Linked DNA regions of Homo sapiens: region 1 is linked to region 2. Evidence: read pairs that join two places in POLR2A ChIA-PET (ENCODE). Cell type or tissue: HepG2. All regions are shown on one strand. Region 1 overlaps NMRK2 (nicotinamide riboside kinase 2). Region 2 overlaps ZFR2 (zinc finger RNA binding protein 2).

Region 1 (2,500 bases), 79 kb after region 2:
TCGGCGGCGGGAACAGGTGCCGGCGCCTCCGCCCCATCCCCAGGGGCCGCCTCCCCCGGGGCGGCCTCCAGGCTGCCGAGACCTATAAAGGCGCCAGGTTTTCTCAATGAAGCCGGGACGCACTCCGGAGCGCACTGCGTGGTCGCACCCTACCCGGGCTGCCTTGGAAGTCGTCCCCGCCGCCCCTCCGCACCGGCATGAAGCTCATCGTGGGCATCGGAGGGTGAGCGCCGGGGGACCTGGTGGGCGGCCCTGCGGGGCAAAGCCCCCTGTGCGCGCAGAGGGGGAGGCCCGGGAATGAATGGAGGGATGCCTGGCGCCTGAGGTCACCTACACGCCGCCCGAGGTCAGAGTGCAGGGAGGATTTTCTGCCCTGGGGGTCTCGGTGTCCCCAGTGGGAAGGGGGGCTGGACACTGAGCCCAGTGTTTCATTTTTTAAATGGAAATGATTCCCGCCACCTTCCAATTATACTCAGCATAAAAAAAAAATAGACCAGACACGGTGGCTCAGGCCTGGAATCCTGGCACTTTGGGAGGCCGAGGCGGGTGGATCACCTGAGGTCAGGAATTTGAGACCAGCCTGGCCAACACGGTGAAACCCCGTCTCTACTAAAAATACAAAAATTAGCTGGGCACGGTGGTGCATACCTGTAATCCCAGCTACTGGGGAGGCTGAGGTGGGAGAATCGCTTGAATCCGGGAGATGGAGGTTGCAGTGAGTGCGATCATGCCACTTCACTCCAGCCTGGGCGACAGAGTGAGGCTGTGTCTCAAAAAAAAAATCAGTAGGGACAGAAAATTAACTAAAGCTCCAGTGAACCCTCCTCCCGCCTCGTGGCTGTCCTGGCTAAATCGGGGACTGACACGTGGGCAGGTGGGATGGGGTCCCCAAAATGTCATTCCACATGACTGTGCCTTTGGAGCCTCTCTCAGGCGACCTCAGGCTAGAAGAGATTCAAACTCTCTGTAACCAGCACGGCTGGCTTTGTGGGGCTCACACCCCCGCCTCAGAAGGGACGGGAGCTTGGTCTAATGCTAGCCGGACTCCCTCTTGAATTTCATATTTTTTGTTTTTTGGGGTTTTTTTTTTTGGGGGGGGGGTGTTGTTGTTGCCGTCGTAGTTTGAGACAGAGTCTTGCTCTGTTGCCCCAGGCTGGAGTGCAGTGGTGTGATCTCGGCTCACTGCAAGCTCCGCCTCCCGGGTTCAAGCAATTCTCCTGCCTCAGCCTCCCAAGTAGCTGGGATTACAGGCGTGAACCACATGCCTGTCTAAACTTTGTGTTTTTAGTAGAGATGGGGGGTTTCACCATGTTGGCCAGGCTGGTCTCGAACTCCTGACCTCAAGTGATCCAACTGTCTCAGCCTCCCAAAGTGCTGGGATTACAGGCGTGAGCCACCGTGCCCTGCCCCTAATATTTTTCGAGTAAGAAGCCTCGAATTTTCATTTTGCACTCAGCGCTGCAAATGTCACAGCCCACCCGGGGCACAAAATAACTTGGATTCATGTCAGGCACTTTCTTTTTATTTTTATTTAAAAAATTATTAATACCTGGGGGCTTACATTTTAAAAATTGGGTTTTAAATTTTATAATACAGATGGGAGTCTCACTATGTTGCCTAGGCTGGTCTGAAACTCCCAGGATCAAGTAATCCTCCTGCCTCAGCCTCTCCAAATGCTGGGATTACAGGTGGGAGCCACCACACCTGAGCAACATTAGGCATTTTTCTAACCTGCCTCTTCTGGATATGATATAGGTGTCCTCTTTTTCCGTCAGTCTTTTTTTTTTTTTTTTTTTTTTGAGACAAAATCTCGTTCTGTCACCAAGGCTGGAGTGGAGTGGCACAATCTCAGCTCACTGCAACCTCTGACTCCTGAGTTCAAGCGATTATCTTGCCTCAGCCTCCCTAGTAGCTTGGATTATAGGCACCCACCACTACGCCCAGCTAATTTTTGTATTTTTACTAGAGACAGGGTTTCACCAGGTTGGCCAGTCTGATCGCAAACTCCTGACCTCAGGTGATCTGCCTGCCTCTGCCTCCCAAAGTGCTGAGATTACAGGCATGACCCACCACGACCAGCTAAAATTGTTTATATTATCTATTTATGTATTTATTTATTTATTTAAAGACAGGGTTTCACTCTCACCCAGACTGAACTGCAGTGAGGTGATCACAGCTCACTGCAGCCTCGAACTCCCAGGCTCAGGCGATCCTCCCATCTCAGCCTCCCAAGTAGCTAGGACTACAGGCATGCACCACCACACCTGGCTAGTTTTTAATTTTTTGTTAAGATGGGGTCTTACTATGTTGCCCAGGCTAGTCCTGAGCTCAAGCGATCCACCTGCTTCGGCCTCCCAAAGTGCTGGGATTACAGGCATGAGCCACCGTGCATGGCCGGTGCTGTTTTATTTTTTTAAGCCCTGCTGAGACTAAATCAATTTCCTTATCTGTAAACATAGGTGGGCCGGGCTCACACCTGTAATCCCAGCACTTTGGGAGG
Region 2 (2,500 bases):
TTTGATCACACCACTGCACTCCAGCCTGGGCAACAGAGCGAGACCCTGTCTCAAAAAAACCACTGTGCCCTGACACAGGCAGGGCACAGTGGCCTACGCCTGTAATCCCAGCACTTTGGGAGGCCGAGGTGGGCAGATCACTTGAGGTCAGGGTTCAAGACCAGCCTGGCCAACATGGTGAAACCCCATCTCTATAAAAATACAAAAAAAATGAGCCAGGCATGGTAGCAGGCTTGTATAATCCCCAGCTACTCCGGAGGCTGAGGTAGGAGAATTGCTTGAACCTAGGAGGCGGAAGCTGCAGTGAGTTGAGATCGCACCACTGCACTCCAGGCTGGGTGACAGAGCGAGACTGTCTAAAAAAAAAGTCTTGTTCTTTCTAGGCTTTTCTAGCAACTACCACATAACAGGCGCTTCACAGCCATCTGCAGAGTCTGATTCAGAGACACCTGTGGTAGCTGAGACCAGCGATCATGTGAACACATCATCTCCGGACCAAAACCAAAAGTCGATTATTCCAAACATGGTCAGAGCTCAGATTCCTACATCCCAGAGAGAAACCACTCAGAGGCTGACATAGATGACACTAGATGGTTAGGGCAGGGGTCTTGATGTAGAGCATGTGCCCGTAAACTCTGCAATAAACTCACAGGACAGGAAGTAGCCCTTTTACATTCTTGCAGAGAAAAAGAGTTGGGCAGAAAACAAGAGTTCTTCTAAACTACATCATTAAGAGGTTTTTTGTTTTAAGAGACAGGGTCTCGCTCTGTCACCCTGGCTAGAGTACAGTGATGCAATCATAGCTCACTGCAGCCTCTAACTCCTGGGCTCAAGTGATCCACCTCAGCATCCCAAGTAGCTGAGACTACAGGTGTGCACCACCACACCCAGATAATTTTTAAATTTTTTGTAAAGTCAGGGCCTTGCTTTGTTGCCCAGGCTGGTCTTGAACTGCTGGCCTCAAGCAATCTTCCTGCCTCAGCCTCCCAAAGTGCTGGGATTACAGATGTGAGCCACTGTGCCCAGCTAATTTTTTAAATTTTTGGTAGAGATGGGGTCTCACTATGTCGCCCAGGCTGGTCTCGAACTCCTGGGCTCAAGCAATCCTCCACCCTTGGCCTCCCAAAGTGCTGGGATTACTGGCATAAGCCAACGTGCCCAGCCAAGTTTTTCTTTTTTTAATGTGAATTTTTTACTTCTACTTTAAATCCCAACTTAGCATGGAAAATCATTTGCATTTTCAGAACAAAGGAGGCCATCTTCTGGCTAAGCTGAAAAAAAAAGTCATTAGAGGCCTTCTGAGGCACCATTTTAAAGATGATATTGCTTTTGCGGGTTGCACTATGAGAAATTCTGTGTGTACAAAATACCTGACAGAAAGTGAAAGCAGTCCCGGGCGATCCGGCGGCAGATTCATTGAGTCATTGGATAAATACTTCCTGGGTGCTAGTGGGGACCAGCTGCTGTCATGGGCGCTGTCACAGCAGCGGGGAATAACCAGACCAAAGTCCCGTCCTCCAGGAGGGTGCTGCGCGATAGTCCAGGGAGACACGGGGTCAGCAAAATAATTCAACGCGATCTGATGGTTCTCATGCCGCCGGGAAGGACGCGGCAAGGGGGTGTGAGCAGGGGGTTGCACTTTCTCACGGGCTGGTCATGGCGGGCCTGGTGGGTGAGGAGGAGGGTGAAGACACAAAGTTGGGGAAACAGGGCAGCGCATTTGAGCAGAGGGAATTGCATGGGAAGGGCCTGAGGGTGAAGTGCCCGGAACCTGGATTGGTCCAGAAGGCAGCGTGACTAGAGCGGAAGGAATGAGGGGAGATGGGGTCAGAGAATAAAGGGTGTGGAACAGGGGGCAGAGGACACCATGATGGATGTCACAGGCCATCGTAGGGGCTCCAGCTTGTCCCCTGAGACCCCACGGGGGTTTCCAGCGGAGGAGGGACATGGGCTACGTTGTGATGGGGCCTCTTTGGCGCTGTGCGCGGATGGAAATGGGGGCGAGAGCAGAAGGAAGCGTGAAGGTCCAAAATACAGACGAGGCAGGCTGGTGCGCGGTGGAGGCGGTGCGCGTGCAGGGGCGTGCGCTCAAGGTCAGAAGAAGGAAAGGAGGCCAGCCTGGCTTCCCATTTTGGGATCTGCACGAAGGACTGCCGGCGGCCCTGCCTGCCGCGGGGAAGCCAGCAGGATGAAGGGGTTTTGGAGAAGCGTGCAGGCGCTTGGACTTGGATATGATCAGCCTGAGATGCCAGTCAGACATCCACAGAGCATGCTGCATGGGCCGCTGTATGCAGGGGCCGAGACTAGAGCTCCAGGGAGAGGCCTGCGCTGGAGTCAGAAACTGGGTGTCATCGATAGTTAATATTTTTTTAAGATTGAGATATAGTCCACACTGTAACATCCCCCCTTTAAAGTGCACGGTTCGGTGGCATCTAGTACATTTACAAGGCTGTGCAAACATCACCTCTACCTAATTTCAGAATGTTTCCACCACCCCAAA

The links. Peaks named below come from ENCODE experiments on the same cell type or tissue, not always from the same donor. Only the 100,000 strongest peaks of a DNase experiment are listed, where the experiment ranks them.
Region 1: POLR2A ChIA-PET joins it to region 2 with 11 read pairs; 2 of 35 experiments call an interaction of 5 or more read pairs at or near these places.

What each region holds. Positions count from the first base shown.
Region 1 is chr19:3,933,475-3,935,974 of GRCh38, forward strand. It overlaps NMRK2 (nicotinamide riboside kinase 2), which reads left to right. Exons shown (of 8, transcript NM_170678.3): 2 at 1-223. The coding sequence starts at 198. Among named protein-coding and RNA genes, the nearest start is that of NMRK2, 1.7 kb to the left of the region's middle. In HepG2, no CTCF peak of the experiment used is centred here; no DNase peak of the experiment used is centred here; H3K27me3 peaks cover 573 bases.
Region 2 is chr19:3,854,032-3,856,531 of GRCh38, forward strand. The region is part of intron 1 of ZFR2 (zinc finger RNA binding protein 2); the gene reads right to left. Among named protein-coding and RNA genes, the nearest start is that of ZFR2, 14 kb to the right of the region's middle. In HepG2, no CTCF peak of the experiment used is centred here; a DNase peak (open chromatin) is centred at 1,450; H3K4me3 peaks cover 450 bases.